3 separate regions of the Homo sapiens genome follow, and all the other regions are linked to region 1. Evidence: chromatin loops called from intact Hi-C (ENCODE). Cell type or tissue: endothelial cell of umbilical vein. All regions are shown on one strand. Region 1 has its middle 5.1 kb from the start of GDF7. Region 2 has its middle 58 kb from the start of LINC02850. Region 3 overlaps LDAH (lipid droplet associated hydrolase).

Region 1 (4,000 bases):
TCTTGCCTGCCACTGCTCGCAACTGGAAGCGGAAAACACTTGCCATGGAAAATAGCCTGTCATACCAGCAGCAGGACCTGCCCATGACCCAGGTCTCCAGGTGCCCTGCCCAGTTGGGACTTCCTCTTAGGTGATGTGGGGATCCTTAGGTCGATTGGCTGGGCAGGAGAGAGCTAGTTTGCACAGCCCGGAGCCCTTGAAGCTGTGCACCACATGCTAACTGCACTAAGAGCCTTGAGAATGAAAACCTTCCTCTGTGTTGCCCCAGCCATCACTGGGGAGCAGATGAGGCCCAGAGGCAGATGTCAGGAGCAGAGATCAGAGAAGGTTGGGAGAAAACTGGGGCCTGAAAGCCCTAACTTTAGTTCTTCATCCATCTGATCACCCCCAAACCCCAGACCTCCAGACTCCAGCTGAGTCCTCCTCAGAGAGAGAAGGTGAGATTGCCTCCAACGGAGGGAGGAGGGGAAAGCAGCCTGCTTGGGGCGATGTTTGACAACTGGGATGAAGAGGGGCAGTTCCCACATTCCCGCCCCAGACCCTTCCTTGCAGAGCACTTTGCTGCTCTTCCACCCCTTGCAGAAGCTGTTTGTTTTCTCTGAACACCAAGTCCCTGATTCAGTCATAGAATCCAAGGATCTGAAAACAACTTTTGGGGTTATTATTTAAGCCAACTTGCCATGCATGCCTGAATCATAACAAATTGCTTCCTGGGCTGCACTTGCATACCTGCAGAGGTGGGGAACTCCCTATCCAAGGCAGCCTCTGATACCTCTGAATGGGAGGAAGTTCTTTTTTGTTCTTTTTTTTTTTTTTTTTTTTTTTAGGAGACAGGGTCTCCCTCTGTGGCCCAGGCTGCAGTGCAGTGGCAGAATCATGGCTCACGGTAACTCAAATTCCTGGGCTCAAGTGATCCTCCTACCTCAGCCTCCCTAGTAGCTGGGTCTACAAGCACAAGCCACCACACCCAGCTAATTTTTAAAAATATTTTGTAGACACAGGGTCTTGCTGTGTTGCCAAGGGTGGCCTCAAAGCATCCTCTTGAGCCCAGGCTCAGTCTCCCAAAGTTCTGGGATTACGGTTGTGCTTTCCTGTACCCGGTTGTGAGGAAGTCCTCTCTACTACTACTAGGAGAGCCACATCTCTCGAAGGTACCTTTGCTGTGGGGAGTTTGCATGTCATCTGGGAACCTACAACACTAGATTGATACTACTTAGGGAGTTAGTCTTGGATCCCGCCAGCTACAGCCATTTTGAAGCGACTGTCAGGTACGGGAACTTGGGCAAGCCCCAGCTGTAGCCTACTCAGCCTTGCCCAGGGTCTCCTGCCATACCCAGACACCTGGCCCCATGTCTGATGACAAGACAACTAAAAGATCCCTTAGAGGCAACCTACTCTACATTGTCCACATGCAGAAGCCAAGTCCCCAACAAGGGGATGTGATCAGTAGCCTGTCATTTGGCATCATAGCCATCTTCTATCCTGGGTCCCCCTGTGATCAGGGGCCTTTGTTCTCCATTGCAGCCCAGAGGGTCTTGCCTCACCTCTGCTTAGGGCACCCTGTGGGTGCAACATAATGAGGGTCAGCCTTTGCCCTCCCCTCTCCTCTGTTGGGGATGCTGGGTCCCTGCAGCCATGCACTAACTTGGAACATAAAACTGATAATCCTGAGAGTCAAGAGACCTCAATTCAAATCGTGCCTCTAAACTTGGGCTGCAAGTTCCTCACCCTTCCTGGCTTTAGACCCCAGATGTGCAGTGAGGCTGACAATCAAACGTCCACAGGGTTTGCAGTGAAAGACGGGAAGAGTGTGAGATGGGTCCACTGCCTGGGACCCAGCCAGGAGCCTGTCCTCTGTCTGGACCCACCGTAGCCTCTGGGCCTTTTGACTCAGAGCTGGAGAAAGGTTTGGAGGTGAGGAGATAGGGCTCTGGGTTAGGTCTCCCAGGGAAGGCAAGGGACAGAAGTTGATGACAACAGCCTGCAGAGCCATCCACCCTCTCTGGGTCTGGTGATGATGGACTCCTCTCAGTCCAGAAATCTGCTGCAAATGTCTCCCACAGAAAGACCTGGGACAGCAAGGTGGGAAGATTGCAGCGGGCTCTGGCTTAGCCCCATAGGATGCCCAGGGCTGGGCTTCCTGAAGCTAGAGGAATTTCCCAGGCTCAACTGGTGATACCCGGCCCCAGGTTACTCAGAGCAACAGCTCTGGCATCCACACTGGGGTCAGCCACAGCTCTGGCCCCAGGCCGCTGGGCGTGGCCTGCCCCTGTGCCCCAGGCTACCGGGAGGGGGAGGAGAGGCAACAGAGAAGAAGGGAGAAAGGTAGCTTCTTTACCAGAAGCCTTCCAAAAGGGACATCTCAGAGCCCTTGGGTTTGGGACGAATCAGGGAGGGCTGGTGGACACTGCCATCTGCTGGTTACTTGTTGTAACAGCAGTGCAGTGTTGAGGAACTTCCTACTTACTGGGAGAAGACTCAGGAACCAGTGCTCTGGGCCTCTGCAGGTGAACAAGCTCGCATGGGGCTGTAAGGTGTCCTGGGAGATGAGTGACAAGGACCATATGCTTCCATTGACCCAGGAAAAAGACTACAGTATAGGGTCATGATAAAGATCTGGCTTCCAATCCACTTTTGCTGTGTTCGAGCTTTGTGACCCTGATTAAATTAACCTCTGTCATCTTCTGTCTCTTTGTCTTTAAACAGGGACAGGGTTGCCTACTTATAAGGGGTGTGTCAAAGAGTAGATTAAATCAAGTAGGAAAAGTCCTTGCCCCAGTGCTGGCTCAGTTAAAAAAAAAAAAAATGGTGGCGTTTCATGCCATCTGGGTAAGTCCTGGTTTAACCAGTTGGAAGGCCAGCTCATCTAGCTTGTTCATTCAGTCTCCTGGGTGTGGCCACTGTCTTGGAGGCATTTCCCCTCTGTGGACTTGCTCACCATGGATTTCAGTATTCTGAATGTTCTGCAGCTGTGTCTTCAGTAGATTTTCTTGGAGACCTTTGTGGACACATGAGATTTAAAACAAACAAATAAACAAACAAACAAAAAACTACTTTTGGAAAAAAAGCTGCGGACTCTTTGTGCAATAATTTGGAATGCCCAGCCCTCCAGTCTTACTTAGATAGAGCTCAGGGTTTCTGTTCTAGACCCACAATGATTAGAGGAACCAAATTATCTGCCGCCTGGGAAGATAGGGGCTGACAGGAACAGAGTTGGAGGAACTAGAAGATGTGTCCACAGTCTAGGATATGAGACTTGCAGCCACCCCTGAGGATGACAATATTGGGAACAAATGATCCACCAGTTCCTGAAACAGAGTGTTGACCCGGAGGATCACAGGGCTGACCGGATCCTGGTGTCTGGGGATTGGCTGTCTCAGCTCTTCTGGTCCACATAGTAAAGGTGTCTGTGAGATTTGTCTGCAGGAGGCAGTCTCCGAGGCTGCCCCGCAAAGAACGAGGCACTTACAAAACTGGGAACCTGGCCCTAGGCTATGACTCCCCCATGTGCCCTCTCACCCTCATTTCCTAGGTAGCAGATCCATCCTAAATAAGGTGTTAATTTAGGGCAACTAAAACAGAGCCCAGCTAGGTTCTGTCCTCCGAGTCTTCATTCCTGGTTTGAATGAGGAGCTAGAGGACTCTAATCAAAATGCTTGTCCTCATTGCTGGGGACACAAATCTGGAAGTTAGTAAAAACACTGGGTTACAGAATCAACATCTAAAAAGTCATTAGCAAATCACTGCAAAATTGAAAGAATAATGAGATAGCACTTTTTTCCTCTCTAAATCTAGCAAAACTGAAAAATATGAAACCCGTTATTGGCAAAAGGATGGGCAAACGGGCACATCTACATATACCTTTGGCAGGAATATAAGTTCGTAGAGATTTTTCAAGAACATGGATCATGAAATACAGGCTATCTAAATTTAAAAAAAAAAGATTTTTCAAGAAGAGCATCAACATTTTAAAGAAGGAAAGGCTTTGATTCAGCACTTT
Region 2 (4,000 bases), 260 kb before region 1:
GCGCAGAACTCTTCCACCCGCACTGAGGGAAACATTCAGAGCAACCCTACAGAACAAAGCCCGGCCTTGGTGGCCAGCTCAGTGTGCCCAGAACATCACATGACTGGACATGAAAGGGCTGAGGAGGATGCTTGCTGGAGGGGCACTTAGCCTGGAAAACCTGAAAGCATCCCCTTGACTAAGAGCCGCTAACCACAGCCTCAATGAATGATTAATGATTATGACCGGAGCTTATTGCAAACAGGCATGTGACAGCAGAGCCACTACCCACCCGCAGGACCTGCCCATGTGATTGATGAGCCACCGAGGTGTGCAGGGGGCTGCAGGGAAAAAGGGGCAGCTCAAGCAGCAGCTGCTGGGGGTCACCCATCCTTGGAGGGGGCAGAGAGATGCCAGCGTCTGTGTTCTGGGCTGCAGCTCATCTCACAAAAGCCGTACCAGCCAACCTGCATTATCTACCCAGGCGACGATAGGAGGGCGTGGGGGCCTGGGTCAAACACTAATAAGGAGTGAGGTGCAGAAATGGGTGAGATGGCCTGGGAGGGGTCCCTATCCAGTGCGTGCATCGGGTAGGATAACTGCAGTTTTGGAACTACGAGGAGTGTGCAAGGTGCTCTGAGAGAAAACTGTGTGCTCTGCATGGACACAGCAGCTGCAAGAAATGTGTTATCTGGCCTAAGACATTCCCCCAGCCCTCCACACAACCACTGCCAGCCAGAGACAGACTTTCCTAGGACCCCATATCGCTTTTCAACGGGATCTGCAAAGGAGAGGAGAGGGTGGCTGAAGTCAAGTTCTCATTCTGGTGCTTTCTTTCTTCTCCACAGGGCCAGTCCGCAGCCAGAGAGCTAAGTTAGCACAACGTCCTCACCCTGCCGACCACTCCTAGCCAGAACCCTCCAGGATGCCCAAGCCGAGCTCTCTGTTTCCCCTTCCAAAGCCAGGTCCAGCAGGAGACTGGGCTTGGCTCTCTGATGGATTCAGGACAGGGGACAAATCAGCCACATTCATGGAGCAGGGACTGTGGGAGATGAGGAAGGCACAGCCCCTACCTTCAGGAGTTTGTATTCTCGTTAGCAAGACAAGCTTCCCTCCTGCCAAACAAGCTCAGACTGAACAAAGCATCAGCCCTGAATGTGCTGCCGAGAGGGAATGAGAAAAGGGACAGCAACATTGGGATGAGAGGCTTTCGGGAGAGGCCAGAAAACCTGAGAAGGGCCGTTGAGGCCCCTGCTGGGCTGCAGGCTTCTACCCATGACAGGGCCACTGCCCAACCTGGGCCACCAAAGTATACAAGGCCACCATTCCCACCCAGGTCTTCAGAGGCACCTCTGAGTGGCCCCGAGGCAGTGGCAGCAGGCGAGTTCAGCAGGGAACCGAGACCTCTTTGAGACAACGCAGAGAGCCAGCCAGGAGCCCAGGGACAACCCTTGTGGGGGCCGGGCTGCTCAGTGGATCTGGCTCTGTTTCATCTTAATACACTCCTGCATGTACCTGATATCTGATACTCGTCCTACAGCATGCAAATCTAATAAATTCTTGGCTCCTGCAAGTTTCTTCAAAAATATAAAAGAGGATCATATATAAAGAAGTTGATTAATATACACCCTGCTAAAACAGCCTGGAACATCTGTGTATTAAGTTCATTTATTAAATTACACCAATCTGTATTTTAATGAGTGAAAGATACAGTACTTATTCTGTCATCCATCAAAATAAACTCAGGAAATACTTAACATTATAATCATTTTTCTTGTTTGAACACGAGTTATGAAATATGAATCCCACACTAAGAATGCTGGGCTTGCCGTCATGATCAAATATGTTTTCACAGGTGCAGCAAATATTCAGTTTTCATTTCTTTCTCCAACTGTTGAAAATATAAACCATGTTTTCTATTCCTTCACTGGGTAACTCTGCCTTCCCTCCACATGGCATCCATTATTGCAGACTTATTACCCCACCGTCTTTTTCCCCCCAAACCCACTCCTCCTAAAGTTGCTTCGTAATGAAAACACAGGCTTCTGTGGGGCCCCCACAGCACAAGCTCTTCCCCGGGGCGGGGGGGTCTTTGGGCTCAGGCTGGGGCACTGTCCTTTACTTCCATCCTAATGGCAGCCACGTCCTCTTGGTTGGAGCCTGAGTTCTGGAAGCTGTTTGAAGCAAACAGTCCATCTGGTCAAAAACACAAATGGCATGGAGCCCTCCAGCCACAGTGAAGCCAACAGTGAAGCTGGAGCGTCTCCAGGTCCACTGGCTGCCTCTCAGAAATATCCCACTAAGACGAGGGGGCAACTTTAATAGGAGCCGAAGCCTCAGGAGTGAGTCCAGAGTTTACCTGCGTTCAGCTATCCTTGGACCAGAAGTCTCGGGACTCTTGGAATAAAACTACTCACAAAGCAGCAAGTTTCCAGGAGCTGAGGAAGGCCAGTGCCTGTGCCCAGTGTCAGTGGGAGCTCATCGTGTCGGAGGATTCTGGGAAAAGCTCCAGCTATGTAATCTGCTGAGCAGGGCCAGCCCTATAGGAGGCACATGAACCCAGTCACAAGCTGGCCAGGCTTCTTCCTGTATAACTCACTCTGTGGCGCCCCATCACCAGCAGGGAAGTCACACTTCCACCACACGGCTTCTGCCTCTCTTGGATTTCATTTCTGGCTGCTCCTACCTGGTCCCCTAACACATCCACGACTCACACACTTTACCATTCAGCCCTGCTGAGCTACCACCTGCTGGGGCACAAATCTTCCATGTTCTCTCCTACCCCAGGTTTTGCTCTTGCTGTTCCCTCTTCCCAGAATACACTTCTTTGTTCTTCTTTTTCTTCACCTGGTTAATTATTTAACTTTGATCGCAGGACTCACACCATGGGAAAGCCCTGTGGAGAAGGCCACTCATTTTGACCACTAGGAGTCAGGGAAACCTCACAGAGAAGGTGACGTGGACCCAAGAGCCAGAACTGTCCAGGAGGGAAGGATGGGGAGGCATTCAAGGCAGAAGGAAGCCTATTAGCAAAGGCACAGGGTGCAGAGCACTAGAGCTATTTGCAGATGGAGAGGCAGAGAGAGATGGGTGGGGCACAGGAGATGGGGCAGGGATGAGAGTTTTGGAGCCAGATTAGGGAGGATCTTGTGTGCTGGGCCAAGGGATCTTATGCTATAGATAAAGGAGAAGTTTTGAAAGGCTTTAAAAATTCAAGGGATGTGTTCAGATTTGGATTTTAGAAATGACGGCTACTGGTGATTCAGTGTAAATAAGGGCATTTGTGAGAGATCCTGGAGCTGGCAGAGAGGCTAGTGGGACCCTGCTAGAGTAATGGAGGCAGGTGTCTTGGGCCTGGGTGGAGGCAGTGCAGGGCACCTCCCCACATGCCAGGAACATTGCACAGGAGGTGTGCAGGAGCAATTCTGAGGAATTGCACTGATTGCCCAGGCTCCCAGCCTCCCCAGGAGCAGGCTCCAGCTCTCCTGCGCCTGAGGAACCCAGTATCCTCAGTCCAACCTTCTAGGCCTTGAATCTGCTTGGTCTGTAGCCAGAAGACCTGCTGATTCTCGTAGGATGCAAGCCTAGGGACCTTCCTCCCCAGCCCTCACTTCCCCTCCCTCCCCACTCCACACCCACCTTTAACAAGATCCAGAAACCTGAAACAGCATCCTTCTGGGTGATTTGAGAGTGAGCCTTTGACACCCCATACAAAGACGGGAACAAGTCATAAATAGGCAATTCACAGAGAGGAAGCATCAGTAGCTAATACTCCCTGTGATTTTCTGAGTAGTTCACAGCAGATATGGCACAGACGCTGACTAATCCAAACAGGCTCAGGCTGCAGCACTGTTGCAGGGTCATGGGAGTGCCCCTCAGGGTCAGGCACCCCTGTGAATACTGGATTATGGGGAGGCCCAGGGCAGGGGTCCCAGTGGAGGGGCTGCGTTGGGGAAGCCAGTGCGGAGGAGCATTTGGGGGCTCAGACAGAGGCTATTTCAACAACTGGCTCCTGCTGGCT
Region 3 (4,000 bases), 94 kb before region 1:
AATATCTGGGCACCCTGTGGCCCAGTCAAGCTGACATGTAAAATTGACCATCACAGCTTGGCAAGTATTTTTTTTAACTGAATACCTGACATTATATGTGAAAAATTAGTAAAACAATATTAGAATCTTATCTTCCTCCAGGGAGGATTTACCTTTGTTTTTGCAATTATTCTTAGGGTAGGTCACTTTGATGCCATTGGGAATTGGGTTGAATCAAAGCTATCTTTGGAGGGGCTGGCCTATTTCCAGTTCATCGTTACTTCTAGGGTATAGTCCTTTAATAGTTTCCACTGAAAGCCTAGAGTGCCTTCTCTTTTATGGGCACACAATTCCCAGGTTTTTCCTTCAAGCTCACAAGATTTTTCAGAAACTCTCTTCAGCTTCTTGGCTTCTTAGCTACTGCTTGCAAATCAGCAAATAACAAAGAAAAGCTACTTCAGCACTCCTCTCTGAAGTTCCTTTTTCCCTAGCATTTTAGCCTTCAAATCTCCTCTGCCTCTGATGCCTTCAAGGGGACTTTAAAAAACTTTCCCAACTTTTCTAATTGTTCTTGGCAAGGAGATTGCTCTCCAACAAGATAGCCTGCCATCTTCACCTCCTATCAACACCATTAGCAGCTGGTGCTGAGCTTTAAGTTCTTCCAGCTCTGCTATTGAGAAGTATGTCATTTCAAGTTTTTAATTATTTTTGTGAACTGTTTTCTTCCTCTGGAAAGTTTTAGAATATTCACTTTATTGTCAGTATTATATTTTCTGATGATATTCCTTGGACTATTTATCCTTTTTAATCCAGAAACTGGCATACTTACACACTGAAAACTCTTGTATTTTTTTCTCTACTTGTTTTCTCATTATTTGTGTGTTATACTTTCAGAAAAGATTTTCTTGATTTATTTTCTTTTCCATTATCCATTTCTTTCAATTTTTAGTTTTTTGCAATGAGAAATAGGGGATATTTTCCCTACTTTATCTTCCAATTCATCTAATTAAACTTTTGATTTTGGCATCTATGCAAATAGTTTCTAAGGAATTTCTTGTTCTTTTCTTCCTTTTTGTAATATCCTTTTTATTTTTACTTCATGGGTCTCTCTTTCTCTCTCTCTCAGGAAAACATTTTTTAGAGTTTTTGGGCTCCTGCATTGTCTGTATTCATTCTGAATTCCTTTCTTCATGCTTTTAAAAAAAGTACTGATCTGTCTCTTGTAAGTGAAGCTTTCCTCAAATGTCTAGTGCTTATTCATTATCCACTCATATTTAAGAATGAGGCACCAGGCTGGGCACGGTGGCTCTCACCTGTAATCCCAGCACTTTGGAAGGCCGAGGTGGGTGGATCACCTGAGGTCAGGAGTTCGAGACCAGCCTGACCAATATGGTGAAACCCCGTCTCTACTAAAAATACAAAAATTAGCTGGGCATGGTGGCGCACACTTGTAATCCTGGCTACTTGGGAGGCTGAGACAGGAGAATTGCTTGAACCTGGGAGGCAGAGGAGGTTGCCCGGAGCCAAGACCGCGCCACTACACTCTAGCCTGGGTGACAGAGTGAGACTCCGTCTCAAAAAAAAAAGAAAAAAAGAATGAGGCACCAAAACTATCAGGAGGTTTTGTATGGGAGTGGGTTTGGTCAGCTGGTCAGCTGTACTACAGGGTAATTTGGACAGGTATCCAACTTTTTTTGGTGTGGTATTCTCCAGTGTACATATTTTTTCTGGAGCCATTAAGTCTCTTCAGAAAAACATTTTCAAACCACTTATCTAACACACAGCATCCTGAAGCAAACAGCTCAAGGAGCTGGAGTTTGCATGGGAGAATGTCTTAGCATTTAGTATTTTGGCTTTCACTTATATTGTTTTTATGATGTTCCTTTTCCCCTGCCTTTTTCTGTGCCCTGTGTCTCCAGATCAGGAGCCTCTTTCTTCTATTTCTACACAGAATAAACCTCCAGGCCATGATGGGGTTATGGAGAAGTTGCTTGAGGGTATTGGATGAGGCAAGTGTCCCAGGGGACTGGCTGCCTCTCAGCCAGCCTTTCATTCATCAAGTCTGCTCTGTGCCCTGCACTGTTACTGGCACCTGTTATGGTCTTGGATCCATCTGTGAACAAAATAGGAAAAGAAACAAAAAACAAACTGCTTATGCAGAATTTACAGTTTACTAAGGAGAGATGGTAATAAGCATAAAAATGAGTAAATTAATATGTTCAAAGGTGATACTGCCTTGATATAAAGAGTGGAGCAAGATAAAGGGGATTGGAAGCACCATGGCTGGGGGATAGAGGGCAGTGGTGGACTGCAAGTGATTTTTAAAACTTTTTATTTGGAAATAATTTCAAACTTAGAGAAGAGTTGTAAGACTAAGAATAGTGCAACAACATGAGATACACTTTTACCAGATTTACCTGTTGTTAATATTTTACCTCATTTGCTTTATTTGCTCCCCTACACACACACACACACACACACACACACACACACACAAACACAGACACACAATATTTCTTCTTGAACCGTTTGAGGATAAATTGAATATATTATTGCCCCTTATCCCTAAAGACCTCCTTAAGATGTTCTTAAGAATAAGAATATTCTCTTAATCAACCACAGTACAGTTATCAATGTCAGTAAATGTAATATTGATGTAATACTTTAATCTACCTTGCATATTCCCATTTTGTCATTTGGCCCACTAATGTCCTTGATAGCATTTTCCCTCTTCCACTATGGTCTGGAGAATCAGGTATTGCCTTGAATTTTCATGTTCCTTTATTCTCCTTTAGTATGAAACATCTCAAGCATATTCCTTTGTTTTTTCATAAAACTGACATTTTGAAGAATATAATTCCTTTTTAAAAAGAGATTATCCTGATTTTGTATTTGTCTCATGTTTCCTTTTGACTAGATTAAGGTTTTGCATTCTTAGCTGTAAAATAATACCTCATAGGTGATGCTATGTCCTTCTCAGAGTAGGTCACCTGCAGGCACATGACATCCAGCTGCTCATCATTGGTGATATTAATTTCAATCACCTAATCGAGATGTTATGCAGAATTTCTCCACTGCATGCTTTACTTTTTCTTTTCTTTTCCTTTTTTTTTTTTTTTTTTTTTGTGGCGAGGGTAGTTGGAGTCTTGCTCTGTCACCCAGACTGGAGTGCAGTAGCATGATCTCAGCTCACTGCAAACTCCACCTCCTGGGTTCAAGCAGTTCTCCTCCCTCAGCCTCCCGAGTAGCTGGGATTACAGGCACTTGCTGCCAGGCCTGGCTAATTTTTTTTTATTTTTTTAGTAGAGACGGGTTTCACCGTGTTGCCCAGGCTGGTTTCAAACTCCTGAGCTCAGACAATCTGCCTGCCTCAGCTTCTCAGAGTGCTAGGATTATAGGCATGAGCCACCGCGCCCAGCCTGCGTACTTTACTTTTTCTTAGCAATGAATAAAGAGTCTATGGGGAGGCACTTTTTTTTCATGTCAATATCCTCCTCTTCAACGAAATTTTCTCCTAGATTCAACATCCATTATTTATCCTTGCCTGATCCAATCTTTACCAAGATTTTCTAACTGTAGTACTTTCTTCACATAAACCCATTAGAACTCAATATTCTTTTATAAGCAAGAACCTTCCTTCTTATGTATGTTTAATTTGTATATATGTATTTATCAGCATGGACTTATGAATTTCGGATTTATTAAAGGTATATGATTCATTACCATATTGATTTTGGTGATAAAATTATTCCATATTTGGCCACTGGGAGCCACTTAAGTCGGGCTCCTGTTGTAACTGCAATTTTAAGCAAGATGTTTATTAGGCATCATAGAAGTGACCTGCTGGAGGTAGAGTTAGCCACATGGCTATCTAGGGTACAAGGGTTCTAAACAGCAGAATAGTTATTACAAAGGCTTTAAGGCCGTGAGTATGCCTGTTTGAGAAACAGCAAGGCCAGTGTGACTGGAGCAAAGTGACTAAGGTGTGAAGTAATAAGACAGGGAAACTTTCATTGCATTT

What was found. A loop is a pair of places that touch in the nucleus more often than their neighbours do. Peaks named below come from ENCODE experiments on the same cell type or tissue, not always from the same donor. Only the 100,000 strongest peaks of a DNase experiment are listed, where the experiment ranks them.
Region 2: a loop joins it to region 1, with 10 times the contacts of the local background. A loop is called at or near these places in 9 of 110 quality-filtered maps.
Region 3: it touches region 1 in a loop (5-fold over the local background); 14 of 110 quality-filtered maps call a loop at or near these places.

Annotation. Positions count from the first base shown.
Region 1 is chr2:20,660,075-20,664,074 of GRCh38, reverse strand. No RefSeq gene overlaps it. Among named protein-coding and RNA genes, the nearest start is that of GDF7, 5.1 kb to the left of the region's middle. In endothelial cell of umbilical vein, a CTCF peak has its summit at 2,423 (motif pointing left); a DNase peak (open chromatin) is centred at 2,404; H3K27me3 peaks cover 2,288 bases.
Region 2 is chr2:20,915,676-20,919,675 of GRCh38, reverse strand. No RefSeq gene overlaps it. Among named protein-coding and RNA genes, the nearest start is that of LINC02850, 58 kb to the right of the region's middle. In endothelial cell of umbilical vein, no CTCF peak of the experiment used is centred here; a DNase peak (open chromatin) is centred at 1,795.
Region 3 is chr2:20,753,605-20,757,604 of GRCh38, reverse strand. The region is part of intron 4 of LDAH (lipid droplet associated hydrolase); the gene reads left to right. Among named protein-coding and RNA genes, the nearest start is that of LDAH, 67 kb to the left of the region's middle. In endothelial cell of umbilical vein, no CTCF peak of the experiment used is centred here; a DNase peak (open chromatin) is centred at 2,274.